2 separate regions of the Homo sapiens genome follow, and region 2 is linked to region 1. A link is an interaction called in ENCODE POLR2A ChIA-PET data of the cell type or tissue named here. Cell type or tissue: OCI-LY7. All regions are shown on one strand. Links, peaks and the distances in the headings refer to the core of each region. The heading gives the core; the rest is flanking DNA.

Region 1 (15,108 bases), core at 5,473-9,472:
ACCACTAACAAGTGGAATCTAGGGTAAAGGGCACCTGTGTGGTATTATAACTCAGGTTAGAATCCAATTCGTTACCTTAGAACCTGGGTTTCCTGACTTTTATCCAGTGATTGTTTCTTGCTTTTTTCATTCTTTTATTGTGAAATATGTCATACACAGACTATATTGGATGAACACACACATTCAGTTTTTGTTGAACCATGCATGTGAAATTGTCAATATTTGCTCAGATTTGGCACGTAACAATAGCAACTTCATGATTTAATATACCATATTGTATTTTAATGAACTATATTAATTCATTCATATGCATATATATATATATACACACACACACACATATATATATATATATATTTTTTTTTTTTTTTTTGAGAAGGAGTCTTGCTCTGTCACCCAGGCTGGAGTGCAGTATGTGATCTCAGCTCACTGCAACCTCCATCTCCTGGGTTAAAGCGATTCTTGTGCCTCTGCCTCCCGAGTAGCTGGAATTACAGGCATGCGCTGCCATGTCTGGCTAATTTTTGTATTTTTAGTAGAGAGAGGGTTTCACCATGTTGGCCAGGCTGGTCTCAAACTCCTGACCTTAAGTGATCCACCCGCCTTGGCCTCCCAAAGTGCTGGGATTACAGGCATGAGCCACCATGCCCAGCCAATTCATTCATATTTAATGAACCTATTTAATGAACTACTATATCCTGGTTTAATGAACTAGTTTAAAGTTAAGCAAACCCTAATATAAGCAGCACACAGTTTAAAGAGTAGAGCATTGCCCTCTATGTGCCCCTCCTCCTCCTCCTTGCCCTCTGTAGATAATACTATGCTGACTTTTGTGATAATCATTTCTTTTCTTTGTAGTTTAACAACTGTGTTGGCATCCTTACAGAATATAGTTAGTTTTGCTTGTTTATGTCTTTATATAAATGGGTTATACTGCAAGTGTTCTTTTTCAAGTTGCTTTTTTCATTCAATATTAGGTTTATGAGATTTTCCAGACTGATGCATGCATTTATAGTTTTAATTAATTAATTGATTTTTATTTCAATAGCTTTGGGGGTACCAGTGCTTTTTAGTTACATGGATGAATTGTAGAGTGGTGAAGTCTGGGCTTTCAGTGTATCCATCACCCAAATTAGTGTACATTGTACCCAATAGATAATTTTTCATCCCTTATTCTCATCCCAACTTCCCCCTTTGTGAGTCTCCAATGTCCATTACACCACTCTCTTAGATTTCCAATCCATGAGCATGAGATGTTTGTTTGTGTCATCTATGATTTCTTTCAGCAGTGTTTTGTGGTTCTCCTTGTTGGTTAAGTATATTCCTAGGTATTTTTTTTTGCTAGCTATTGTAAATAGGATTGAGCTCCTGATATGATTCTCAGCTTGGTTGTGTTGGTGTATAGCAGTGTTATTGACTTGTATACATTAATTTTTGTAACCTTAAGATTTGATGAATTCATTTATCAGATCTAGAGATATTTTAAACAACTAAACTAGATCTACACTTGGATCCAGCAATTCCGCTACTGGGTGTCTACCCAGTAGGAAGGAAAATAAGTCATATTAATAAAGACACTTACACATGTATGTTTATTGCAACACAATTCATGATTGCAAAGATAAGGAATCAACCCAAGTGCCCATCAACCAATGAGTGGATAAAGAAAATGGTGTATATACATGCCACGGAATACTACTCAGCCATAAAAAAGAATGAAGTAATGTATTTTGAAAAAACTTGGATGGAATTGGAGGCCACTATCCTAAGCGAGGTAACTCAGGAACAGAAAACCAAATACTGCATGTTCTCACTTTTAAGTGGGAGCTAAGCTGTGGGTATGCATTTATAGGGTTTTTTTTGTTTGTTTTTTTGTTTTTGTTTTTTTTTTTGAGATGGAGTCTTGCTTTATTGCCAGGCTGGAGTGCAGTGGCACTATCTCGGCTCACTGCAACCTCTGCCTTCAAATGATTCTCCTGCCTCAGCCTCCCAAGTAGCTGGGACTACAGGCACATGCCACCACGCCCAGCTAATTTTCGTATTTTTAGTAGACACGAGGTTTCACCATATTGGCCAGGATGGTCTTGATCTCTTGACCTCGTGATCCGCCTACCTTGGCCTCCTAAAGTGCTAGGATTACAGGTGTGAACGACTGCGCCTGGCCTATAGTTTTTATTGTTGTTGTATGATATTCCGTTCTGTGAATAAATCACAGTGTACTTATTCATTCTACTGTTGAAGAGCATTTTGGTTGTTTCTGGGTTTTAGCTAATTAGCACAACACTCCCGTGAACATTCCTACATGTGTCTCCCGGTGCAGATGGCAGAAATCCCTCCAAGTCTAGTGTACATATTTATGGGTAGATTTACTGAGTGGAAGACAAAGCTAAACCATTTACACTAAATGACTCTGCACCCAGCAGGTACCAAGTTTCCATTGCTCCACATCCTCTCTTACACTTGGCGTTATTAATTTTAATGTGTTTGTCATCTAGGGGTGTGTAGTGATCCTTCGCTGTGATTTTAATGTACATTTCCTGGATTATTAAAGAGGGTGAACAATTTTACGTATCTTCAGTGATCATTTGGATTTCCTCTTTGCCCTTTGGGAAATGCTGTTCATGTGTCTCCCTCTCTCTCTCTCTCTGTGTGTGTGTGTGTGTGTGTGTGTGTGTGTGTTCACAGGAATTCATTACATGTTTCTGGATATTAGTCCTTTGTCAGTTACATATACTGTAAATATCTGCTCCCAGTTGTGGCTTGGTTTTTACTTTCTTTATGGTTTCTTTAAGTAAAAGGATTTTTAAAAATTTAATGTATGTGTATGATTAGTGCTTTTTATGTCTTGTTTAAGAAATCCTTTTTTATGCCAAGATCATGAAGATATTCTCCTATATTGCCTTTTAAAATCTTTGTATTTTTGTCTCTTACATTGAGGTCTTTCATACTCTTAGAATTGAGTTTTGTGTATGGCGTCAGGTAGTGGGAGGAGGTCTAGTTGTTCCAGTGTGATTTATTTTTAAAAATCCATTGTTTTCCTACTGATACGCATTGCTATCTTTGTTATGTATCAGTTTTCCGTGGCTTTTTCCAGTGGGGTAATCACTGTCCCCTGTTCACTTTTGAGAACAATTGATGATTAACTTTATGTACTTGTTCTCTCCTCCGTTTATTTTTTCTATGTGGTTATTTTACAGATGTAGTATCATGAAAACACTACAGTGTAATCAGTATTATCTCTTAACTTCCTTGATTTAACTCTAGTCAGACTACCCATTCATGCCTTGTAAGTCCCCTTGGATGCTGTGTCCCCATCGGTGGCCTCGTCCCAAGTCATGCAAATCAGAGCTGCGTGTTTGGTAACTGTTATGAATAGTTGACTCTCAGGCTTTGATACCTGGGGAGAAGAAGGAGAAAATTCAAGTCACTAAGCAAATAATTTGGGCAGTGAACTAAAGGAGTAGTACCTGCAGAAGTTGCATACTAAGCTGGAAGCAAGAGGTTCTCCATCCTTTCTTTAGCTATTTTTTGTGTGATCCTGTTCTCAGTTTTCTTATTTGTTGGGCTACATGAGCTACACTATCTCTTTCACTTCTAAAATTCAAATGAGACTCTGTCACCATCTTTCTGTGTGACTATATGTATCTAAATATCTTTTTGGTTTTCCTTTCCATAGCTCCAGTTTCTCTTACAGAGACTATTTAGAGTGAGTACTAAGTAAATATTTGATTTCTTCCTGCTTTGGGTAGAACAGCGCTGATGTATCTAAGGAGGAAATGGAAAAGAGGACTCTTAGTTGATGAGAGTTGATGAGAAGTTTATGAGAAAGGGCGAAGAGCCACCCAGTCTGCCCCTGGGGTCACTTTGAAGCTTAAAACAATACGTCTTCTTTGAACCTGTTTCCTCCACTAGCAAATGAGGATATCAATAGCTACCTCACTTTATAAACTTGTTGGGAAGATCACATCAGATATTATACCTGTAAATAATAAAGTATCTTTTAAATGGAAACAACTGTATAGGCATTCACTAGGCATCCACTCTGCCACATCTTATTTGCATAGCTTCTTAAGGTTTCAAAGACCTTTCACACACATCTCACTTGACTCTTACAACCTACCTACTAAGGAGGCAAAAATGACAAGGAATAGTTGTGTTTGTCCAGGGGCACACAATCAGAATTTTAGAACAGATATTACCAGCTGTCTCGTTTACCTTTCCTAATCCTCATTGTACAAATTAAAAAGCTCAGGTTCAGAGAAGTTAGAAGACTTGGCCAGGATCACACACAAGTACACTATCAGGGAACATGCCTTCTTGCATCTACTCCAGTATTCCTCCCATGATACCATGTTGTCTCTAAAGAAGTTCTGGACTGTGAAATGCTTGAGGACTGGGATCATAAATCCAGCCTTGGTAATTTTGTTTCCAGATTGTAATTTTCCAGGCACCTAGCATATTTGCTATCCTTGCATTTCTTTCTTTCTTTCTTTCTTTTTTTTTTTGAGACAGAGTCTCGCTCTGTCGCCTAGGCTGGAGTGCAGTGGCCCGATCTCAGCTCACTGCAACCTCCGCCTCCCGGGTTCAAGCGATTCTCCTGCTTTGGCCTCCTGAGTAGCTGGGATTACGGGGGCATACCACCACACCCGGCTAATTTTTGTATTTTTAGTAGAGACGGGTTTTCACCATGTTGGCCAGGCTGGTCTCAAACTCCTGACCTCAGGTGATCCACCCGCCTCGGCCTCCCAAAGTGCTGGGATGACAGGCATTAGCCACCGCGTCCGGCCTGTCCTTGCATTTCTTGGTGGTTTACAGGATTATGACTTCTCCTTCTGTCTTTTCACTCACCCAATGTAATACACAAGGATCAATCATGCAAGTTATTATCAACTTAGTAAAAAGTGAGTAAATTTGCTGAATAAGATATGTTTTTTTGAGACAGCATCTCACTCTATCGCCCAGGGTGGAGTGCAGTGGTGTGATCTTGGCTGACTGCAACCTCTGCCTCCCAGGTTCAAGCGATTCTCATGCCTCAGCCTCCCGAGTAGCTGGGACTACAGGCATGCGCCACCATGCCTGGCTAATTTTTGTGTTTTTAGTAGAAATGGGGTTTCACCATGTTGGCCAGGCTGGTCTCGAACTCCTGACCTCAAGTTATCCACCCACCTCGGCCTCCCAAAGTGCTGGGATTACAGGCGTAAGCCACCATGCCGGGCCAGAATAAGATATTATATACCAAAATGTAAATAATCTTAGTTTTAGTGATTTTGGTCTACTTTACCGATAGGGCCTCTTGACACGGTTGATATCAAAGTGCTGCCTTGAACGGTTTTATGCGGTCCCTTGGACTTTCCCATTGATGTCTCCTAACTTTTTACTCTGTTGCTCTTTGTCCTTTACCCAGAACATGCTCCATAGCCATCCACCAGTGCCAGCCCATCTTTGAATGCTGTACTCAATTCCCTTGGCCTTTGCTTCTGCTTTAAAGCTGGCAGGCTTCTTTTACTTATATCAGCTTTCTGTTTGAACCTCAAATGCTCAAAAATAATTCCTTTTAAACATTTCCTGCCACCTTTCTTGGATACTAATGTAGTTCTCAGAGTGTATGGGGGATTACTCATATAAAGCCTCAGTGCTTCAAAGTGAGGAATAACTGTGTAATAAATAGATCTGGCCGAGGATGAAATGAGTGTTAAACAAGACAGTCGCTGATATCACCGGACGTTGTCTAGCTAGGCTGGGTAACTACCCATCAGACGTGTTACAGAGGCATTTAAACAGGTGATGGGAGTTTAAGGTGGCCTTAAGAGCTTTCCGACACTAAAAATGTCGTGATTCTGTGTTAGCAAATTTACTAGCAGATTGACTGCTCTTCTACTTTTATGAGTCTCCTAAACTGAAAATGGGCATGAGGGATCTTTTTGGGATGGTGAAATGTTCTAATATTAGACTGTGGTGATGGTTGTCCAACTGGATACATTTACTAAATATCGTTGAACTGAATACTTCACACCAATGATTTCATGGTATGGGAATTATGCCTCAATAAATCTGTTTTTAGAAAGTCTCTTAAGACTATAACTGCCATATTTTGAAAACAATGTATTTATTTTAAAACATACATTATATAGGTTTAAAGTGTATGCTAATAATTTATACACTTTTAAGAGGCTAGATATTCAAATAAGAAGTTAAATTTAATACCTGGAAAATTATCTAGAATATATTAAAATGATGCACACTTAAACATGGATGTAAATCACTACCAAAGCTGTTGCCCTATTTTAAAAAATTATTTAGTTAGTTTTAAATTTACATACAGTAAAACTTATTCTTTGTGGTATATAGTTTCATGGATTTTTGCAAATGCATATAGTCCTGTGACCACCCTCACAATCAAGATGCAGAACAGTTTCATCACCCTCAAAAATTCCCTTGTGCTACCAATTTGTAGTCATCCTCTCTCCCCACCTGCAACTCTGGCAACCACTGATGACTTCTCCGTCATTATAGTTTTGCCTTTTCAATGACATTATACAATATATACAGTTTGAAGAGAGATTTTCAAACTTAAAATTTATTCATTTTAATAGTTGAATTATGAAAATAATGGTTATTTTGGGGTTGGAGGGATTTCCCTGCTGGTAACTAGTCAGATGAAGAAGAGTGAGGTAGACGGAGGCAGTATAAGACTAGCCTGAATTCAGTCACACTTGTAGAATCACAGGTGGTTAGACTTGGAAGGGTTTTTGGAGTCATTTAGCTAACATCCCAATATGAAGAAACTGAGGTCCAGAGGGAAGAATGAGTCTCAAACTTGCGCAACTGTGTGGAGCTGGCCTAGCCCTCAATTTCCCAATAGTCAACTTCAGTATGCTTTCAACTACTATACGCCCTGATTCGTACTATCAGTTTTGCCTGACTCTGAGTTCTAGCACAAATTCTTCCCCTTTGAAATTCCTCTGCCACATCCCTGATTGCTGATGATCAAAACAATACTTGATATTTATCACTAGCACTGGAAAAAAGGACAATTTCTGAACTATCATCTCATTAAGTTATGATTCCTGACTCTTTGCATCATGAAACCATAACTCATTCACGACTCTTAACTCATCATTACTGGATGGGTGTTCATTCTGTTATAGGCAAAATGCCCAAGAGAAAATATACAATCCAGAATTAAGTCATTTTGAAAGGCAAGAACTGGAAAGACCATTAGAAATAACTTGAGGTGGTTTTTAGGCATCCTTAGGCATCTCCAAAGTTCCCACTGGGAGCACCTCAGGAGAGGGGTAAGGAAAAGGCTCAGTGGTAGCTGTGCCACCTCCTCTGATAAAACCATTTGTGATCACTTTCATTCTTCCTGAAAGGCTTCCTGTAACATTTCTTACAGCGCTGATATGCTTGTGGTGAATTCTTTCAGCTTCTGTATGTCTACAAAAGTCTTTATTTTACCTTTTTTTTTAAGGTTATTTTCACTGAGTATAGGATTTTATGTTGACAGGTGTGTGTGTGTGTGTGTGTGTTTCCCTCCTTGCTTTTAAGATGTTGCTCCAGTGTCTTCTGGCTTGCATTGAGAAGTCTCTTTTTTTTTTTTTTTCCCCCAAGACTGAGTTTCGCTCTTGTCGCCCAGGCTGGAGTGCAATGGCCTGATCTCAGCTCACTGCAACCTCCCCCTCCCAGGCTCAAGTGATTCTCCAGCCTAATCCTCCCTAGTAGCTGACATTACAAGTGCCCCCCACCATGCCCGGCTAATTTTTGTATTTTTAGTAGAGATGGAGTTTCGCCATGTTGGCCAGGCTGGCCTTGAACTCCTGACCTCAGGTGATCCACCCACCTTGGCCTTCCAAAGTGCTGGGATTACAGGCGTGAGCCACCGCGCCCAGCCAAGAAGTCTGCTTTCATTTTTACCTTTCTTCCTTTGTACATATTGTGTCTTTTTTCTCTGTCTGCTTTTAAATTTTTGTTTTTATTAATGGTTTTAAGTAATTTGATTATGATGTTCCTTGGCATACTTCTCTTAAATTTCTTATGATTGGGATTTAGTGAGCTTCTTGGTTATAAGAATTTATAGTTTCACCAAATTTGGAATATTCGGTGACTATTTCAATTTTTTCCTCCCTTCCTTCTACTTAAAAAATTAAAAGATATTTTAAATTGAAGCAGCCATGAAAGTACATGTCAGGCCTTTTATTTTGGGCAGTTGATTGGTGACTCCAGCAGCTGTTCTCTGACTCTACCTTGTATTTCCACTGAAGCCAGACTTTTAATGGGCTGCTCCTAACCAATGATTAAATGTGGTACAAATGTGAATGCAGACCTTTTTCTGCAAGATGCAGACTCTTCTGATGGGTGACTTTGACTTGAGGACTCCCCATCAGCCTGGCTGACACTTTTATTTTTTTGAGTCAGAGTCTCACTCTGTCACCCATGCTGGAGTGCAGTGGCATGATCAGGACTCACTGCAACCTTGACGTTCCAGGCTGAAGCGATCCTCCCACCTCAGCACTGCCAGCCCCCACTCACCCTGCTGCACCGCCCCTTGAGTAGCTGGCACTATAGGCATGTGCCACCATGCCCTGCTATTTTTTTTGAATTTTAGTAGAGATGAGGTCTCACTGTGTAACCCAGGCTGGTCTGGAACTCCTGAGCTCAAGTGATCCTTCTGTCTTGGCCTCCCAAAGTGCTGTGATTACTTACAGGCGTGAGCCACTGCACCTGGCCTGAAACTATCTTAGAACAGTGCAGAAGTCTGAGACTATTCTTACTTAATCCTTCTTCCTTTCCTCTCTTTTTCCCAGGGTTCGCATCTACATGGTCTAAGGAGTTTCCCTATCATCTCCATCTCTATCTTCTTTTTCCTTCACAGCCATCTCCCCCAATAAATCTTTGGCATCTGCTTCCTGGAGGATCTGAGCTAACACGTTTATTATTACCATTATTTTATTTTTATTTCCCATCAGTATAAGATTTCACTTAAATAAAAGGTGGCTCACACCTGTAATCCAGCACTTTGGGAGGCCGAGGCGGGTGGATCACCAGAGGTCAGGAGTTTGAGACCAGCCTGGCCAACATGGTGAAACTCCATCTCTACAAAAAAATACAAAAATTAGCCAGGTGTGGTGGCACGCGCCTGTAATCTCAGCTACTCGGGAGGCTGAGGCAGGAGAATTGCTGGAACCCAGGAGGTAGAGGTTGTGATGAGCTGAGATCACACCATTGCACTCCAGCCTGGGCTGATAACAGCAAGACTCTGTCTCAAAATAATAATAATAATAAATAAAATAAAATAAAAAGAAAAGATTCCATATCTAAAAGTGTTTGAGAACTGGTGATCTATTTTTTACCATGTTATAGTTGAGGGACTGAAGCTTGGAGATCTCTTTTGGATACTAAGTTTCCAAACTGAAATCAACCTAAATTATGACAATAGTCAAGTCATAAAGGCTTGTTCTTTTTTTCTGGGGTCTTGAGGCCCTGGACCAAAATTCGGCACCAATGTCCTAATCATGACATTACTACTAACTTCTTTATAGTACATGACAAGCTACTTACCTTCTCTAATCTTATTAAAGGGCTTGGGTTAGCTTATCTATACAGACTTTTTAACTCTAAAATGTAACTTTATAGGTGAGAAAACTTAAATAATTTACCTGACCAACTATCCAAAAACTTGTTAGAGAAAGACTGTATGGATTGGATTTTTTTCTCTAATAGCCAATACAATGCTCAAGACTTTTTCTTGTATTGAACTGTCTTTGGGAAAATATCCTGATAAACCACTCATGGCAAAAGATGTGGCCATGGACTTCAGGAACCAATAGAGTTTTTAAAAAATGGCTGAATTGTTCTGCATAAGCAGAGGAAGGAAGGAATTTGGTTTTGATCCTAGGAGGAAACAGGAAAGGGAAGGAGGAAGGAGCAAAGCCTTAAGAGGGTATAAAACCAGAGAGGTACATGGAGTGAAAATCCCTGGGGATAGAATGGAAAAAGGGGCTTTTAAGGTTAGAGATACCCAACGTTTAATTGGAAACTTTTTGCTGTATTATTGAGGTTTCTGGTGTTTGAAAGTAACATAAACCCAGTTCCAAGAAGCTTATACAAAAAAGGGATCTTAGTGGCTCACAACATTTGGAAAGATTCCAGGATTGTTTGCTGCATCCAAGGAAGAATTATAGAAACTAAAGCGGCAGACACCGTACAGAAACTTGAATTAACGCTGCCAAATCTCTTTCTCTCCCTCACTCCATCCTTTCCTTTCCTATCTTTCTCATCTCTGCTTAACTCTGTTTCCCTTTCCATGTTGACCTCACATTTTCCTATGACAGAAAGGACTTTGCCATGTGAAAGAGACAGAAAGGAGACATGGTTGCAGCCAGACTCAGCTCAGCAACCATAGAGAGCTTTTTTCTCTAAGTATCCATATAACAATTCCAAGGATGTGTTATAATTGTCCCGGCTTGGATTACATGTCCATCCCTTGTCAATGCCAGGGAAATAGAGCACCATGATTATCCCACACAGGTCATGTACCTCTGTTTTTGCCTGGGGCTAAGGGTCTTTAATGAGAAGAAAGGAGGTGGAAATTCTTGATGGGAAGATAAAATGATAGTTGCCACTTTGTGTTGCTTCAGTGTAAACCAATGCCTCTTTCAAAAACATTCAGTATAACCAGAATGTTCCATCCATGCAGCAGCCTTGTGTACATCGGGCTGTTTAGGTGAAAATTATGGCAAGGATGCTGGGCCTTGCCTAGGTTTAAGGTGGTAACAAATAAGGAAACACCCACAAGGGGTCAAATGACCTGTAATCTGAACTAATTCAACTGAATCAGGAATTTGGAGCCAGAGGTGACCATGGGAGCCATGTCAGGAAAGGATGTGGAATAGAGGCTTAAGTGCAGCTTATATGCCTTTGTGACCAGGAATGGAGCAGATGTACAATTGCTGGCTAGTTTTCCCATGGGGTATATTTTAGGTTCTTCAAAGATTCCTTTGCTGGGAACTTTTAACTGTAATTCCTGTGAGGTAGGTGGTGCTTCTTATGTGACTGGCTGGTTTTCACTTCAACTTCCGGGACTGAGCTTCCCAGAGTTGGTTATGGTTATCACTCTATAATGAGCTTTCAAACAGACTCCTGGCCAACTCTGACTTGGAAAGTCTATGTGTGGTCTTGGGAAACACTTCTGCATTGTTTTCCTACCATCTGTAGATGGTCAGTCCTCATTCTTTCTCTGCTGTGTGGCCTCAGGCACATCTATCAACAGCCTGTCTTCACATTCCTTATATATGCCAAACTCCAGAGGACAAATGTCACTCTGAGTGATCTTCCACTTATGGTCCTGTTGAAGCTCATTCAGCTGGCTTGAAGTGAAGGGAAAGTCTCCCTTCCCCATGGAAGGGCGCCCCCCCTTCCCCATAGTAGCACAGCATTCCAATGACTCTTTATGGAGAAATCCTCTCCCCTCCTTCTCTTCAACTTCGACTCCTGATATGGGTGATGTGCCAAGAGCCACAAAGCCAGCTTTTGGTCATCTCCTTTGTCAATCCCTGAAAAAGTGGGCAAGCTTTGTAATGTGGGGAGAGCTTAGCATCTATTGTTTTGTTTTGTTTTGAAAGCAACCACACCAAGGCTAACTGATTTTTGGAGCCTGGGCTCAAACTAAACAAGAAAGAATCTCATTTTAAATCCTTTTACACATGCATTATCTCACGTAATCGTTTAGGTATATTGGTCCCATTTTACACATGGGAAAACAGGCTTAGAGAGGTCAAGTGATTTGTTCAAGGTCTCATGGTAAGTGGCAGAAAAATCTAAACCCAGATTTTTTCTGACTCCAAAGTTAGTGCTCGTTCCACTTTGAAACTGTTAATTGATTACCAGAGTCCTGAGTCTTTTGGTTAATGCTCTGAGTTGGCATGGGGAGTCTTGTTCAAGCACTGGTACCTCTGACTCACGACTGTGTTCTTAGTCCATTCACCTCTGCACCTAAATTTTCCTTTATGTAAGTGTGTCACATAAGAATAATAATAATACTTTTTTTCCCTGCTTCCCAACAGAACTGTGTTGATAATGAGGTTTGAAGGTGGGTGGGTAGGAAAAATTTGTTAGAACTAAAAATGTTTAAACACCCACTACTATATGCCAGGCAGGCTCTGTGATAGGCTTTTTACAGACACTATTTAATTTAATCAAAGTTGACTAAAAAATATTTAGCAACTGGTCCAGCGCAGTTGCTGGCCAATCACAATGATGCTGGCTACTGACTGTCAAACTGTGCCAGGGAGACTGCTGGAAGAGGGGGTGCAAAGCACACAGGGCCAGCCAGCCAGCCAGCAAGGAGTGGCCAGCGTTACTCTCAGAGCGCCCCACGACAAAGTTCCTGCTCTTTTTAGTTATTTGAACACTTCAGAAGAAAGCAGCCACACCAAGGATAGCTATTATTATTCTCAGAGGTAGTTACTCAGAAGTTATTTGGATAAGGGTAAACAAGGCTAAGAAGTTTCATTTTTAGGGTTCCGCTTTCAAAGGAACACCGTTTTGCTCCTTTCTCTTATTTGTCTCTTTCTCATGCTGCTGGTGGACCAATGTCAAAATCTTGTGCTCAAAACCTTACTTCCTGTCCTTGTAGTAGCAATTCCCAATGGAGAAACATTTAAAGCACTGAAAGCAACACTCAAAAGAAGGAAAGAAAGGATAGAAAGGGAGGCGTGGGGGAAGATCATGAGGAAGGAAGGAAAAAAGAAGGAAAGAGAAATAAAATCAAAGAAGGAAGAAACAGTTCAGACCAGTTTGCAGATTTAGAAGTCATTTCTGGCTCCCTAACAGTTTTCATCCTCAGAGTGCTTTCAGGCCACCAACATGTTCACGCAATACTGGGCCGTGATCATCATGACCCAGGAGGGGAGGTAAGAGTGAAAGGTGGAGTCGACATTTACTGTGGAAAAACCAAGGACAAACAGGAAGAATTAAAACAGGAAATGACTCATGAACAATGGAAGGGGTGCTCCCCTCACTTTTATTATCCCCCTCAGAGAGAAAGAGTTTCCACTAGCTTTGTTTTTGGGAGTTTTTCTTCAACAACAACTCTAACTCTAACCCTCCTAACCCCCTTCTTTGAGGGAGACTCAGTTTTTCCAAAGTTGCAACACACTTCTCTACCCTCTTCTTTCACCCCAGCTTCTCATGAGGCATCTTAACACTGAATATTGTGTTCAATATATGCTTTTGAAGAAAACAGAGGAAAACGCAAAGATTAGTAAATGGATTATTTGAAAAAAACCATGGCAGCTGTTTCAAATTTTAGGGATGTTGGTAAAACTCATCTGAGAAGTAGAAGGCTATTGGGTTTAGACAAACTCCTTAACGGGCCACTTTGTTCAGATCTAGGCCCCATAGCATGTTCTGAAAAGAGATATACTGTGAGTAAAAATAGTTTAAATTGGTCTGTGTACTGGAGTCTGGAGTGACAGGTGTGTTTCAGTTTTTTCCTGGAAGAGTGGGGGAGTTTTGTGCTGGTAAACGTTTAACAATCACCTCTCCAATAACAACAACAACCAAACAATACAAAGTACTCTAAAACTCTGATTTGTAGCACTTGTCCATTTCTGTGGTAGCATTTCCATCAAGTCACTGAGTTAGGAAAAGATGTGCACCATTATATAGTGTTTCCTCTATGTGTGTGCAGTAGATGTAAATCCTCTCAAGAGCATAGAATAGTAAAGGATAGTAAAATAATTAAGAAGTGATGCATTTGAGTACTTACTACCCTTTTAAAAATATATAATTTATTTAAATATCAGCATTTAGTTACTGACGGGATGCTTAACAGCTAACTTGCAGAAATCCTGAAATTTTAGCTATTGACTCATGTGACTAGATTTGGGGGTCTGGAACCTGGAGAAAAGGAGAGTGAGACCCAGTAGGCTCCCGGGAAGGGTACATGCTGGGGCCTAAGGAAAATAGTACCCAAAGAGAAAGTTCCTGTGCAGGGATGACCAAAGGAATTTGAGGACAGTGATTTAAATAACTTTTATTTATTTATTTGTTTGTTTATTTTTGAGATGGAATCTCACTCTGTTACCCAGGCTGGAGTGCAATGGCGCTATCTCGGATCTCTGCAGCCTCCACCTCCTGGATTCAAGTGATTCTCCTGCCTCAGCCTCCCGAGTAGCTGGGATTACAGGCACGTGCTACAATGCCTAGCTAATTTTTGTATTTTTAGTAGAGATGGGGGTCTCACCATGTTGGCCAGGCTGGTCTTGAACTCCTGACCTCAGGAGATCCACCTGCCTTGGCGTCCCAATGTGCTGGGATTACAGGCGTGAGCCACCACGCCCAGCCAATAACTCAATTTTAATCTGTTTCCTAGTCTGTCCTCTGCTGTAGTCTCCTGCCCTTATCCTCAAATCGTCAGGCTTGTGTTGGTGTTCTTTTGATGGCTGGGTCCATGCTTCTGATGAAGCAGCATGGAGAGAAACATGGTTCTAGAAAGTGAGGTGATAACAGGGACTGGAAATTATATGGGAGCAGCAACATGGATGAGAGGCTACCAGCAGAATATAAGCACTGCTCCCTTCCCACCCATCCAGCAATCCTCACAGATGGAGGTCTCCAACTGGGTGTGGGAAGGTGCGGGAGGTATTTTATTTAAATGTTGAAGGAAAGGGTGACCTCAGAAGGCTAGAAGACCTAGAAACATTTTGTTTAAATATTTAATATTAAAAATGGTTTAAATGACTAAGAGTGACCCAAAGAGATAAGGTTTGATTATTTCATTTGGATATTGGACAAATGAAGAGTGGTTCTAGTCACTTTTCCATCCCCATTCCTCCCTTGGCAACAGGGCTGGTATGGCAATATGTACAAAAACTGAGCCCAAAAGTTGTGCCTGTAAAATTATTACAGAAATTGCCCCGGACTTCCAGAAATTGTAGACATTCAGATTCCCTGGCCAGGAGAAACAGTAAGTAAATAAGAGCGTATCTGCTAAGGTGGCCACCACCATTCCTTTGTCCTAAAGCTCTGTAGGAGAAGTCCTTGGGTGGTCTTTCAGAGCCTACCAACTCTTATTCATATAGAATCCAGGTTATTGTATTCTCACAC
Region 2 (15,108 bases), core at 573-4,572, 200 kb after region 1:
ATGGAAATCAGCAAGCAATATAAATCAGAACTTTACTGTTTTGTTGATTGTCTAAATGTAAGAAAGTAATAGAGAAAACATAATGATGCAGAGTAAACTTAAACATGTGCCATGACTATGGCCCTTACATTAGGATTAGCATAAAAAATTGAGGAAACATTTTTCCAGTATTCAAAAACTATCATCTGATTCAGCAAAAAGTCACTAGTGTCACTGATGAGCAAGTGATGTTCCAACATATGTTTTTGTTGTTTCACATTTCTTTAACTTCAAAAAAGACATTAACCAACATTCATGTTGGAACTACATTCCTTTGTCACTTGTAAACACAGTTTGGCTGTGGATATGAATTAAGCCAATATGAAAGCAAACAGCCTGTGAGATCTGTGGCTATATGGAATTTACAATAAAGAGGATTGTACATTTTATTAAAATACAATAAATTTTATTTTATAAATTGCGTGTTACACATTCTTCGTATAAGCAAAATTTATAACAAGCTCATTTACATATATGCATATATTATTTTTCAGAGATCTGGCTCTTAACCATTTACCAACACACCACTGTTACAATAACTGAGAATCCAAATGGTGGAGTGAATGGCATACTGTCTACGTATTCATAAAATATCAGTTGAAATAACTAAATGATGTGAGAATATTGGCATCCTGTAAAAATGGGAAACCAATGATCCAGGTCTGATTTCAAGACTGGTGTTCTCTCCTCAAGCTGCACGGCTCCTGGAATGCATGCTGTCTATTCATGTCAAACCTTCCTCTCTCAAAGACAGACACTTATTCTCTTGTTTACTTTGCCCTTCCTCTCATTTCCAGAATTAGACCTTCTCTAGACTCGCTATGAGGCCTCTCCACTCTGATCTCCTGGATCCCCTCTACACAGATAACTGAGCTAATGCTAGGCACTATATGAAGAGTTTTCCTGTTTGGTGCAATCTAGAACTAAATAAAAACATACATTGAATGAGGGTCAGAAATGGTTTAGATGAAGGTTCTGAGGTTCTAGAGTGGATTCTATATAGAGTCCTCTCTGCCCCCAAATTCTTCTTCACCTGGAACGTCAGAATGTGGACTTATTTGGAATCAGGATCTTTCAGATGTAATTAAGGTAAGAATTGAGATGAGATTATACTGGGTGAATCAGAGTGATCCCCAAATCCAATGAGAGTAGTGCATCTTTCTAAGAAATAGAAAAAGGACACACAGAGACACAAAGAAGATGGCCATGTGAAAAGACAAAGCAGAGACTAGAGCTATGCAGCCACAATTCAACGAACACCAGAGACCACCAGACGCTGGAAGAGGCAGAGAAAGATTCTCCCCTTGAGCTTTCAGAAGGAGCAGGTCTTGCCAATATGTTAATTTTAGACCTTGTGCCTACAGAACGGTGGGAGAATGAATTTCTGTTGTTTTAAGTCATCAGGCTTGTGATAATTTTTTACAGCAGCCACAGGAAACTAATACAGGACCTGAGGGGCAATGTGACTAACCAGAGATTTGCAGTTAGTACATTTAGTATACTGAGCTGCTTCCTTGAGCTATTAAGAGCAGATGTCAACAGACCAACAACAGAAGATATACAGGTGATAGTGCCTTGTAGTTACAAAGCCATTTTCAAAAGCCTTCACATTCACAGCCTTATTTGATCCTCCTAACAGCCCTGCAAAGGAGCTGGTGGTGTTTGTAAGGCAGGATCTGGACCAAACTTGGGAATCCTGACACTGATCAGAGCTCTTTCCTTTTTCCTGGTGAGTATCACCATGAATACTCAAGAGAATAAGGAGGAAGGAAATCTTGCTATTGAACTCCCTGGATGCCTGGGGTTTCCACAGTGTTACTTCATTGATCTTGGTAGCAGTAAGAAGCAGGAGTAGTTATCCCCATTTTACAAATTGAAGTATAGTGCTGCTAAATAACTTGCTCAATGGCTCAGAGCCAAAAAAAATGCAAGAGTTGGATTCAAACCCTGGATTATCTGACTCCAGAGTCTGTGCTCTATCCATTCACCATACCACTTGCATTATACCAAGTGTGGGGAAAAGAAAGAGAGATCAGACTGTTACTGTGTCTATGTAGAAAGAAGTAGACATAAGAGACTCCATTTTGTTCTGTACTAAGAAAAATTCTTCTGCCTTGAGATGCTGTTATCTGTAACCCTACCCCCAACCCTGTGCTCGCTGAAACACGTGCTGTGTCAACTCAAGGTTAAATGGATTAAGGGCTGTGCAGGATGTGCTTTGTTAAACAAATGCTTGAAGGCAGCATGCTTGTTGAAAGTCGTCACCACTCCCTACTCTCAAGTACCCAGAGACACAATACACTGCGGAAGCCCACAGGGACCTCTGCCTAGGAAAGCCAGGTATTGTCCAAGGTTTCTCCCCATGTGACAGTCTGAAATATGGCCTTGCGGGAAGGGAAAGACCTGACCGTCCCCCAGCGTGACACCTGTAAAGGGTCTGTGCTGAGGAGGATTAGTAAAAGAGGAAGGCCTCTTTGCAGTTGAGATAAGAGAAAAGCATCTGTCTCCTGCTCGTCCCTGGGCAATGGAATGTCTCGGTGTAAAAGCTGATTGTATATTCCATCTACTGAGATAGGAGAAAACCACCTTAGGGCTGGAGGTGAGACATGCTGGAGGCAATACTGCTCTTTAAGGCATTGAGATGTTTATGTATATGCACCTCAAAAGCACAGCACTTTTTGCTTTACCTTGTTTATGATGCAGAGACATTTGTTCGCATGTTTTCCTGCTGGCCCTGTCTCCACTATTACCCTATTGTCCTGCCACATCCCCCTCTCTGAGAAACACCTGATAATGATCAATAAATACTAAGGGAACTCAGAGACTGGTGCTGGTGCGGGTCCTCCATATGCTGAGCGCTGGTCCCCTGGGCCCACTTTTCTTTCTCTATACTTTTTCTCTGTGTCTCTTTCTTTTCTCAAGTCTCTCATTCCACCCGACGAGAAACGCCCACAGGTGTGGAGGGGCAGGAATCTTAGACAGTCTTCAGGCTCTTATTGGCCAATGGCTCATTATCTGTGAAACATTCCTTCTGGCACAGGCCACAGCGTGGGCAGTAGGAGAATCCTAGGTGAGCACTATTTCCCATCCTGGCCTCCCGTGTCTGTGGCTCAGCACCATTCTTTCCCTTTGGTGATGCAGAGCCCCAACCTGAGAATGAGGAGGACTATATTTCTGTAGAAAATAGCCTTCCCCAAAAAACCTCAAGTGGGTTATGCATGGAAGCCATCTCCTACCTCTTAAACTCTTCAATGGGTCCCTAAGCCTTGCCACTCTCTCTCCTGACACTGTGGCTACGGGCACCAACGTCACCTGCCTGACAGTGTCTGGTCTGGACTGCTCCTGAGTGTCTTGGCTTCCCAGCCAAAGGTCATCATCATCACAGCCTCTGACCAGAGGTCCCCTATAGCATGAACTGACCCCACAGAGAAGGGCCACTAAGGCCAGATCACCTGGCCACATGGAGCTCATCATGAGCACATTTATCTGGATAAGGAAAAAAAAACCTGCAAAACCAAAATGAAAATACAGAATTTCCCCAAACTCCGAAACCTCTCCTAGTAGACCTGACTGAAGAGTCTAAAACTGGCCTGGGGAAAGCACTGGGAAAAAACACCCTGGGGTCCACCCTGCTGGGTAAGATGAGGAAGCCCACAGGGCAGATGGCTGATATGGAGGCTGAGCAGACTAGTCAACCAGATAGCCCTGTTGTGGCGCTGGGGCTGTTAGGGTTGAGGGGAGAGTGGAAAGAAAACTGGGCTTTGAAGTGGCTCTAGCCCAGATCCAGGCCCAGGCTCTACTCAGCTCCTTTATGCTGAATGTTCATGCCTGCCATCAGCTCCCTGGCCAGATGGATGAGCTGAGTGATCAGGCCTGGGGAGGAGGGCTGAAAATCCCACTGGCAGTGCCTTCTTCCCCGTATCCAGTCTGTGGTGCTGGGAGTGCCCACTGCAAGGCCCTCACCAGGTGTCTCACATCAGTACCTCCTCCAGCAGTTCAGACCTGCTTTAGGGAACTGGAATCTGGAAGTGGAGAGACATCTGAGGGTCTTTGCCATCTGAGGACTTCCTCTCAAACTGCTGTCATTTCCACTGATGCTCCTCCATCCTTCCAGACCCCAGACCCAATATGTGGGGATCCCTGCCTTCCTGGGGCCTGCGCTGAACTGACTCTGAATTCTTCATGTCCCTTAAGGGGTGACTGTGACCGAGAAAGAGTCACTGCTTCACAGACTCTCTCCACAGCATTTTTAGAAGCATTCATGGTAGGAATGGGGTGCTTCCTACTACCTTTCAAATGACCTCATGCGGCAGTCATGTAATTTGCTAGCCTGCTTTTTACTGGCATACATTGTTAAAGAAAGGGAAATGCCCATGCCACTCTACTCCTCTAGGAAGGAATAGGGTTCAGGAACTGGTGACAGTGGCTATTAAGTCACCAGCCTCAGATCTTTTCTGTGCTCCAAAAACTGCCTCCCATAACCCTGGTCTGCGTTCTTAGACAGAGTGGTAGATAGAAGATAATTTGCAAAGTACCCTGGAAACCCTGGATAACCACTATCGGAAGCAGAATTCATTTCTGTCTCTGAATAGTTCTGGTCCTTAACTAACCAATGACCTCCCTGAGAAACAGAGACAGCTGGGGAAATGGGGGCTGTGTGCTCCATGAAGTCATCTAATGACCCTCTGAGATACTCATGGGCCATTTATGCAGTCCAGAGCAGCGATTCCTGCACCGTCACACCAAAGAGGTGGGCTGACCTGAAGTGAGTCCAGGAAAGAGGGGAGAGCTAGGACACTTAAGCTGCTTGGAAAAGCTAGCTATAGGGTAGAAATCTTCAGTGAAGAATTCTAACTGGGACCACTGGAGAGAGAGGTGAATTGTGGAAAGTAACTCCAGATGAAGCCGAGTGGTGGAAGCCCAATCCACCTGCTTCTCCATCCACTTGCCTCTTCTCCATCCACCCACCTCTTCTCCATCTACGTGCCTGCCCCAGCACTGACCATGAGAAAACCATTTCATTGGTTTAAAATATAGTGATTCTAAACATCCTTTAATGATATATATATACTTACATGGAGTAACAAATCTAATTGTCTACCACTTAATGACTTTATCAGATAACACTGCTAGTTAAGAGAAAAATATTTAGGAATTGTAGTCTTTTTTTGACTTTAGGGTTCCATCCTCCAATGGTTAATTTTATGTGTCAACTAGATGGCATTATGAAGTGGCCAGATTAAACAGTATTTCTGAATGTGTCTGTGAGGGTGTTCTGGATGAGATTAGCATTTGAATCATGGACTCAGGAAAGTAGATTGCCCTCCTCAGTGTGGTGGGCATCATCCAATTCATTGAGGGCCTGACTAGAACAAAAAGGCAGAAAGAGGAATTTGTCCCTTTTGCTTCCCGCCTGCCTGTTGAGCCCTTGTACTGGGATTTACACCATCAGCTCCCCTGGTTCTCAGGCCTTCAAACTCGAACTGGAATTACACCACTGGCTTTCCTGGATCTCCAGCTTGCAGACAGCAGGTCATGAAACTTCTCAGTCTCCATAATCACATGAGCCAATTCCTCATAATAAATCTTTTTATGTATATATATCCTGTTGATTCTGTTTCTCTGGAGAACCCTAACTAATATTCATCTCCTCTTTTAAAAATCACAAATGTAATATAGCACTGAAGGAAATGTCTTTAAAAGAAAGAAAATAAAATGTGATCCACGTATAGTGGCTTATGCCTGCAATCCTAACACTTTGGGAGGCCAAAGCAGGAGGATCATTTGAGGCCAAGAGTTTAAGATCAGCCTGGGCAACATAATGAGACCCCAGCTCTACAAAAAAAAGTTTTTTTTTAATTAGCCAAGCATGGTGGCACATGCCTGTAGTCCCAGCTACTTAGGAGGCAGAGATGGGAGGATTGCTTGAGCCCAGAAGTTCAAGATTACAGTGAGCTATGTTTGTACCATGCAGTCCAGCCTGGGTGACATAGTGAGACCCTGTCAAAAAAAAAAAAAAAAAAAGAAAAAGGAAAAAAGAAAGAAAGGAAAATCTGCCATCATTTTTTAACTATCACAACTGCTTTCAAGTTTGCAATTTTCCAAACCTTTCTTTATAAGGCAGCAGACGAGTTTAGAACTCTAGCTACATGGTCAGATAGTCCTGGGCCCACGTCCCCATTCTGTTATTTATAAATCATCCCATGTTAGGTAAGTTATTTAATCTCTCTAAGCCACACTTGCCTCATCAGTAACAGAGTTAAGATGAAAAAAAATCTCATAGGGTTGTTGGGAGAAGTAAATGGCATAAATACAAGTAAGATGTTCACTGCAGTGCCTGACATGTGAAAGCCATTTTGCATTTGGTGTCTATCACTTTTTATGGTTTCCTGAGGTGGTCATGATTAATTAAATGACGAACACCATAAAGCTGGAGCTGGGGATGCACAGGAAGTTCTGCTGTGTTGTCAAGATCAAGGACACTCCTCAGAGACATGGAGCAGAATGCTTCAGGCACCCTACAAATGAATGTCATTCCTGGGCATCTCTATTGGAGGCAACAATAACTTTGCAACATAAATTAGGGACAAAAACACACTATAGACTATTAAGACCTTTTAGCAATTGAAGAGAGAGATGGATTTGATGTGATAAGTGTTTTAAAGTCCTGTTATAAAAGAATTGAAATTTCTCAGCATAGACTATCCCATTTCATAAAGAAAATATCAGTGTATAATATGTAACAGGAAGAGTTATATATGTAGACTATGAATCAGAACAGAAAATGTGAAACAGAATGAAAATGTGAACTGAACCCTTGGCCACACCTGATGCAGTTTCACAGAATCCACGTGTGGAGGGATTGGAAGACAATACCAAAATCACACAGTACAGTAAATGCAGTTAGTGTTTATTTTCATTGTATAAAATACCTCTGAGGTTCTCATTCTGTATGGCGGGCTTGGTCGCTTCAATTTATCTTTTTGCTTTATTATACAATTTCAAGTAAAAAATGCCTCTGGGTATCATCGTAAGTAAACATCTGATAGGCTAATCTCGAATAATAATTACAGTTAAGATTCTGGTGCCTGGGATAGACACCAAGTGCCTTTTACTAAGCAGCGGCTTAAGTGAAGTTTTTTCTTGCCTCAGTGGGTTATTCATTCCAGAAGAACATTTGTAACTACAGTCACTGGGTTGCACATAGTTTTGTATTTTTTTAAATTTAACATAATACGTTACAATGACTCACAGGTTGTTGCCTAGTTTAATGAAGAACAATTTCTTAAAGAACATTGTGTTCATTATCTCTCCTCGAAAAAAGAACAAATGAAGATCATGAGATTGTTTAAAATGTCAAATTTTGAAAAGCGTTCTATGGAGTAAAAGAAGTAAAGATCATACTCAGAGATAGACACTTCCTTCTTTAGTTTTATTGTTTCTAAATTTTGCTTTGTTGAGCAAGACCATAGAGTTAAAACAACAAGGAGTACGTTTTATCTTAAGAAATTTTCCCAGGGGTGAATAAGTCAGTTAAGAGGCAGCCTCTTTTTCTGTTGTATTTGTCTTTAAGAAGGATGGCTCATGATGCCCAGTTCTGATGACAGAACCTGGATAAAGACTATTAAAATGAACTCTGGTCTTGTCTGGGCCCCAACTGGCTGGGATATTGTGCTGCATGCTCAGATGGCATTTTGAGACCCAGCCGTCCTTCTTGGATTTCCCTCCAGCCAGAACCTCCAGCAAAAGTTTCTGTGGAGACATTTCGCCTGCAGCTTAGAATATCTACTATTTCTCCTGGATGAGACTCCCACTCCATAAGAAAATCCTTCCCTGGAACAGAGGGCTGGGAGAAAGACAAGCAATTACCGTTGCTTCCTATATTGTTTACTGAACTCTTTAAAACACAAGAATCTATTTTAAGAACATGGGTCCTTAATTTGGCTTGCTCACGGAAGTATGGTATGTCATGGGACTACAAGAAGATGAAAATTCTACAGCAGTACAGCTGAACTTTTCCAAGAGCTCAGCACCAGGTTTAACCTTACTATTATCCACAGGTAATTCACAGATGAGGAAACTGAAGCTTAGAGAGTTAAATAACTTGCTTGAGGTGACGCAGTAAATAAATAGCAGACGCAGTACTTGGATATAATCTCTACTGCCTCTTACCACACTGGCCCAGGATACATGCTGTTTAGCAAAGCCATTATCGGAGTCCTTCATATCTAGGGGCAAGAAGGCCAGATAAGGAGAGACCAGGGAAAGAGAATAGCAGTGATCCTATGCCCTCCCTTTATGACATTCCTTCTAAGTTCTTGCCCCACATCCTAATCTACTTATCATTAAGAATTTTTAACTCTTGACTTCCTTTAGTCTTTCCCGTCTTCTTAGAAACTCCTCCAGCCTTGGCCTGGGGCGCTCTCTTTCTCCCCACTCCTTTCCGCCCTTTGACCTGTCTAGCTCCCAGGAGATTTCTTGCCACTGGCCCAGGTCAACAAACAGACTCATCAGGGGCCTGCCGTAAGCATGATTCTGCTCTTCTTATCCTGAGTTATACACTGAGGCTCCACAGGCCCTGATATTTCTGACGCAAGACAGGTGAGATCCAATATTGGGGCTTAGCCCAGGAAGGCTCTTGGCTTTGCCCAAGAAAGAATTCAAGTGTGAGCTGCTGGTGTTAAACAACAACTTTTACGAAGTGACAGTGTGCAGCAGCAGGACATATACTGTTCCTTGCAGAGCAAGGCTACCCCATAGGCTGTGTGCCCAGAGTAGCAGGTCAGAGGCAGTTATGCACTCACATTTATACCCACTTCTAATTATATGCAAATTAAGGGGCAATTTATGCAGAAATTTTTAGGAAAAGGGTGGTAACTTCCTGGTTGTCAGGTCATTGCCAGGGAAAGGGGCGGTAATTTCTGAGTGTTGCCATAGCAATGGTAAACTGACATGGTACACTGGTGGGTTTGTCTTATGGAAAACTGCTTCCACTCCAGCCCTGTTTCAGCTAGTCCTCAACTTGGTCCTGTGTCTGAGCCCTGCTTCCAGAGTCAAGTCCCACCTCCTACTTTACTTCCACTATTTGACAGACTCATGGCTCTCTATTTGGGATCTTAGATATTTGGCTCCACTATTGCCCAGTTCTGCTCTTCCTTGAATGATTAATGTTTGGACAATTTATACTGCCACCCAAAGAATCTGAGGGTTCAAGTTTGACCTTATGCTAATAAAATTTTTATGCCAAGTAAGTTTCTTTTTTTTTACGTTTTAGATTCAAGGGGTGCAAGTGTAGATTTGTTACATGGGTATATTGTGCAATGCTGGGATTTGGACTTCTATTGAACCCATCACTCACATAGTTAATATAATACCCAATAGGTAGTTTCCAACCCTTACCCTACTCCCTTGCTCCTCACTCTTGGGGTCCCCAGTGTCTGTCTATTGTTTCCGTCTTTATGTCTGTATGTACCCATTATTTAGCTCCCACTTGCAAGTGAGGACATGTGATCATTAATTTTCTGTTTTTGTGTTAATTTACTTAGGATAATGGCCTCGAGCTGCATCCGTGTTGCTGCAGAAGACATGATTTCATTCTTTTTTACAGCTGCATAGTATTCCACTGTGTATACATACCACATTTTCTTTATCCAGCCCACTGTTGATGGGCACCTAAATTGATTCCATGACTTTGCTACTGTGAATAGTGCTGCAATAAACATATGAGTACAGGTGTCTTTTTGATAAAACTACTTCTTTTCCTTTCAGTAGATGCCCAGTAGTGGAATTGCTGAATCAAACGGTAGTTCTAAAATAACTTTGAAAAATCTCCATACTGTTTTCCATAGGGGTTGAACTTATTTACATTCCCACCAACAGTGTATAGTGTCCCTTTTTCTCCACATCCTTGCCAACATTTGTTATTTTTTCACTTTTTAAGAATAGCCATTCTAGCATGTGTGAGATGGTATTTCGTTGTGGTTTTAATTTGCATTTCTCTGATTATTAGTGATACTGAGCCTTTTTCATATGTTTCTTGGCCACTTGCTATCTTCTTTTGAGAAGTGTCTCTTCATGTCTTTTGCCCACTTCTTAATGGTTGATATAAATGGATGTTTTTCACCTCCAAATGTTGAAATGTAATTCCCAGTGTTGGAGGTGGAGCCTAGTGGGAGGTGTTTGGGTCGTAGAGGCAGATCACTCATGAATGGCTTGGTGTCTGTCCTACAATAATGAGTTCATGGAAGAGCTGGTTGTATAAAAGAGCTTGGCATCTCTCTCACTCTCTCTCTTGCCATGTGACATGCCTGCTTCCCATCACCTTCCACTATGATTGTAAGCTTCCTGAGGCCTCACCAGATGCTGGTGCCATGTTTGTACGGCCTGCAGAACTATCAGCCAAAAAAAACCTCTTTTCTTTATAAATTACCCAGTCTCAGGCATTCTTTCATAGCAATGCAAAATGGACTAACACCATGGGGTTATTTGTTTCTTTCTTGTTGATTTGCTTAAGTTCCTTACAGATTCTGGATATTAGTCCTTTGGTGGATGCATAGTTTGCAAATATTTTCCCCCTTTCTGTAGGTTGTATTTACTCTGTTGATTTTTTTTTTCTTTCGCTGTGCAGGAGCTCTTTAGTTTAATTAACTCCCATTTGTCAATTTTTGTTTTTGCTGTATTTGTGTTTGAGATATTAGTCATAAATTCTTTGCCTAGATTAATGTCTAGAAGAGTTTTTCCTAGCTTTTCTTCTAGGATTATTATAGTTTGAAGTCTAACATTTAAGTCTTTAATTCATCTTGAGTTAATTTTTGTATATGGGGAGGGGTAGGGGTTCACTTTCTTTCTTCTGCACATGACTAGACTGTTTTCCCAGCACCATTTATTGAATAGCGTGTCCTCGCCCCATTGTTCACTTTTGTCGACTTTGTCAAAGATCAGTTGGTTGTAGGTTTATGGCTTAATTTCTGGGTTTCATGTTCTGTTCTATTGATCTATGTGTTCATTTTTGTACCAGTACCATGCTGTTTGGGTTACCATGACCTTGTAGTATAGTATGAAGTTGGGTAATGTGGTACCTCTGGCTTTGTTCTTTTGCTTAGGATTGCTTTGGCTAGCCAGGCTCTTTTTGGTTCCATGTGAATTTTAGAATTGTTTTTTTTCTAATTCTGTGAAAAATGATGGTAAATTAATAAGAATTCTGTTAATTCGTAGATTGTTTTGGGAAGCATGGACATTTAAATGATATTGATTCTTCCAATCCATGAGCATGGACTGTTTTTCCATTTGCTGTCTCATCTGTGATTTCTGTCATCCATGTATTGTAGCTCTCCTCATAGAGATCTTTCACCTCGTTAGTCAAATGTATTCTTAGGTATTTTATATTTTGTGGCTATTGTAAATGGGATTGAGTTATTGATTTGGTTCTCAGCTTGAATGTGATTGGTGTATAGAAATGCTACTGGTTTTTGTATGTTGATTTTGTATCCTGAACCTTTACTGAGGTTCTTTATCAGGTCTAGGAGCCTTTTAGAATAATCTTTAGGGCCTTCTAGGTGCAGGATCATGTTGTCAGTGAACAGAGATAATTTGACTTTATTTTTTCCTATTTGAATGCCTTTTATTTCTTTTTCTTGCCTGATTGTTCTGACTAGGGTTTCCAGTACTAAGTTAAATACAAGTGGTGAAAGTGGACATCCTTGTCTTGTTCCAATTCTTAAGGGGAATGCTTACAAATTTTGCCCATTCTATAGGATATTAGCTGTGGTTTTTGTCATGGATTGTTATTATTTTGAGGTATGTTCCTTTAGTGCCTAGTTTGTTGAGGGTTTTTCTCATGAAGAGATGTTGAATTTTATTGAATGCTTTTTCTGCATTTATTGAGATGATCATATGGTTTTTGTTTTTAATTCTGTTTATGTGGTGAATCACATTTATTGATTTGTGTATGCTGAATTATGTCTGCATCCCAGAAGTAAAGCCAACTTAATCCTGATGAATTGTCTTTTTGATGTGCTGCTGAATTCAGTTTGCTAGTATTTTGTTGAAGGTTTTTGCATCTATGTTCATCAGGAGTATTAACTTGTAGTTTTCTTTATCTGTCGTGCCCTTGCCAGACTTTGATATGAGGATGATACTGGCTTTATAGAATGAATTGAGGAAGAATCCCTCCTCCTCAATTTCTTGGAATAGTTTTAGTAAGATTGGTACCAGCTGTTCTTTGTACATCTGGTAGATTTCCACTGTGAGTCCGTCTAGTTCTGGGCATTTTTTGGTTGGTAGTTTTTTTTTATTACTGATTGAGTTTTGCAACTCATTATTGGTCTGTTAATAATTTCAGTTTCTTCCTGGATCAATCTTAGAAGTTTATGGGTTTCCAGGAATTTATCCATTTCCTTTAGATTTTCTAGTTTGTGTGCATAGAGCTGTTCATAGTGGTCTCTGAGGATCTTTCGTATTTCTGCAATATTAATTGTAATGTCACCTTTGTCATTTCTGATTGTGCTTATTTGGGATCTTTTCTTTTTTTTTTTCTTGGTTATTCTAGTTAGCAGTCTATCAATCTTATTCATCCTTTCAAACAACCAACTTTATTTTTTTGATCCTTTGTGTGAGGTTTTTTTTTTTTTTTGTCTCAGGTTCATTTATTTTTGCTCTGATTTTAGTTATTTCTTTTCTTCTGCTAGCTTCATCAAAAAAGGTTATCATTGCATGGTTATATGTAGCTAAAGGAACATGAAGACAAATATGAATTAGAACCACAAGGATTTCACTCATTACTTGTACGACCTTGGATAAGTCATGGTGTTGGCGAAAATCAGTTTTCTTATCTATAAAATAATGCACTACAAGTTATCTCACATAGTGGATGCTATGATGTGCTGTTCCGATCTCCCCCTCAAGACCAAAGCAGTCATTCCCCATGCAGGAAGTATTGGTGGCTGACAGCTCTCAGCTGAGTTCCTCCCCAGGAACTGCCCTTAGCCAGTTCCTTCCCTGAGGAACCCACATCAAACAACTGGGCCAACTGGTTGATGAAAGGATATAAAAGTCCAGTCCCCTTTTGCCTCAGTTTGCAACAGCTCTGAGGGTCATTCTAGCTCCAGGGCTCCTCACTGAGTCAGCTGAGGACTTTGTTGCAACTGCATCCGCAGCTCAACTTCTTCCTCTGCTCACTCTTACTTCCCTCACTCCCTCACAGGTATTGATTATTTCATGGGCACTCCTCCATAAACTTTTCACACACAAATCTCCATCTCAGAGTCTGATTTTTGAAAACCTGAGCAAAGATACCTAATATGCCTTTTGAATGTTAAAACAGCAGTGTATATAAAGTACAGTATTTGCTATATTGTGAACACTCAATATTTGCTATTCTCTTCTCTTCCTCATTGTTTTGATCTGTTTTTCTTTCATTCCTGCAAGGATACACAACCCAGGACTTTCCACAGGAGGCAGTGTCTCCCCTTTCACCTGATCAAAACTCCTTTTTGCGCACAAATAATTAAACACATTCTTGGAAAGCCATTCATTCTTTGATGGAAGCCACCAAAAGTCTTAAGCAGCTGAGTGACCTGTTCATATTTTTGCTTTAGAAAGATTACCTTGCCTGGGCGTGGTGGGATTACACACCTGTAATCCCAGCACTTTGGGAGGCTGAGGTGGGCAGATCACCTGAGGTCAGGAGTTTGAGACCAGCCTGACCAATATGATGAAGCCCCATCTCTACTAAAAATACAAAAATTAGCCAGGCCTGGTAGCATGTGCTTGTAATCCCACTACTTGGGAGCCTGAGATGGGAGAATCACTTGAACCTGGGAGGCGGAGGTTGCAGTAAGCCAAGATTGCACCATTGCACTCCAGCCTGGGGCAACAAGAGTGAAAATCTGTCAAAAAAAAAAAAAAAAAAAAAAAAAGAAAGAAAAGAAAAGATTACTTTGGCCTTAGTGTGAGAGAAATTTAGGTAGACCTACAGGCTAGGAACAGATTTGAAGAAATGATGGGTCTTAACTGGAGAAGTAGCAATGAGGTGGGAGAGAAGGAGATCCATTGGAGAGTTATCTCATAGGTGGATTTTTCAGGGTTTGGTGACTTATTGAATGTGGGCTGTGAAGGAGAGTGGCCTATATACTATGGCCTTTACACTTCCAGTTCAGTTTCCCAGTAGATGGCAATGCCATTCTCTAAGAAAGGAAGTATAAGAGGTGGAGATAACTTAGGGGCAAAATTGAGAGCAAGGGGTATAAGATTATTTGTTGGCTTGGGATATGGTCAGTTTAAATGTTTACGGTTCATGCATATGGAGATTTCCAGGGGCTATTTGAAAACACAGAGCTGACTTTGAGAGGAGAAGTATAATCTGAAGGAAAGCAAACAAATATAGAAGTCATATTTTCAACTCCTTCATTTCACCCCAAGAAAGCTAATACTTAGAGACTAAAACTTCTAAGGGACTTACCATATGGCTAGTTTTTGAAAAGCCGTAACCAGAAACCAAATCTCTTGGGTTTAGGTCAATCCACCCATATCCTGATTGAGTTTCATTATGCTCTATTTACCTTCATGGTTCCCCAATCTAACAATGCCTGGCATACAGCAAGTGCTAAAAATGTTTGTGGAATGAATATACTGATTGTGGCCTTTTTTGGTGGGGGTAGAACTGGCCCCACACCTTCACATCATCACTGGAATTATGCCTCAGAAGCATCTTGGAAGTCAGCAGACCTAGGGAAGTCCTACTTAGCCATGAAATTTGCATTTCCCCAGGTACCTCCCAACCCCTCTCCACTTCCTCTGAGAGCAAAACCTCCGTTGTTCATGTCACACCCATGGGCAGCCTTTGTGCTCAGTACACAGACCTGATTGAGAAGATTGATAAAAGCAAAATAGAAAGAAGCCGTGATCTGGGTCATATGAGTTATACAACCATTTCCCTCTTATTTTACACTTGGGGAAACTTAAGCTAAGAGATCTTGTCTTAATTCATTAAAATTAGAGTTGCCAGCCCAGAAGAGAGGAAGGAGAAGTTTGGGACAGAGGAAGGCAACTAATACTTATTGAGCACTTACT

The links. ChIA-PET counts read pairs that join two places held together with the same protein. Peaks named below come from ENCODE experiments on the same cell type or tissue, not always from the same donor. Only the 100,000 strongest peaks of a DNase experiment are listed, where the experiment ranks them.
Region 2: POLR2A ChIA-PET joins it to region 1 with 5 read pairs; 2 of 35 experiments call an interaction of 5 or more read pairs at or near these places.

What each region holds. Positions count from the first base shown.
Region 1 is chr1:160,447,965-160,463,072 of GRCh38, forward strand. No RefSeq gene overlaps it. Among named protein-coding and RNA genes, the nearest start is that of VANGL2, 55 kb to the left of the region's middle. RefSeq lists an enhancer at 5,429-5,478. In OCI-LY7, for the core only: no CTCF peak of the experiment used is centred there; no DNase peak of the experiment used is centred there.
Region 2 is chr1:160,650,089-160,665,196 of GRCh38, forward strand. LOC107985220 (a long non-coding RNA gene) reads left to right here. Exons shown (of 2, transcript XR_001738266.2): 2 at 1-9,788. Among named protein-coding and RNA genes, the nearest start is that of SLAMF1, 11 kb to the left of the region's middle. RefSeq lists enhancers at 1,959-2,769, 2,770-3,580, 3,441-3,600. In OCI-LY7, for the core only: no CTCF peak of the experiment used is centred there; DNase peaks (open chromatin) are centred at 1,563, 2,243 and 3,753; H3K4me3 peaks cover 2,941 bases; H3K27ac peaks cover 3,849 bases.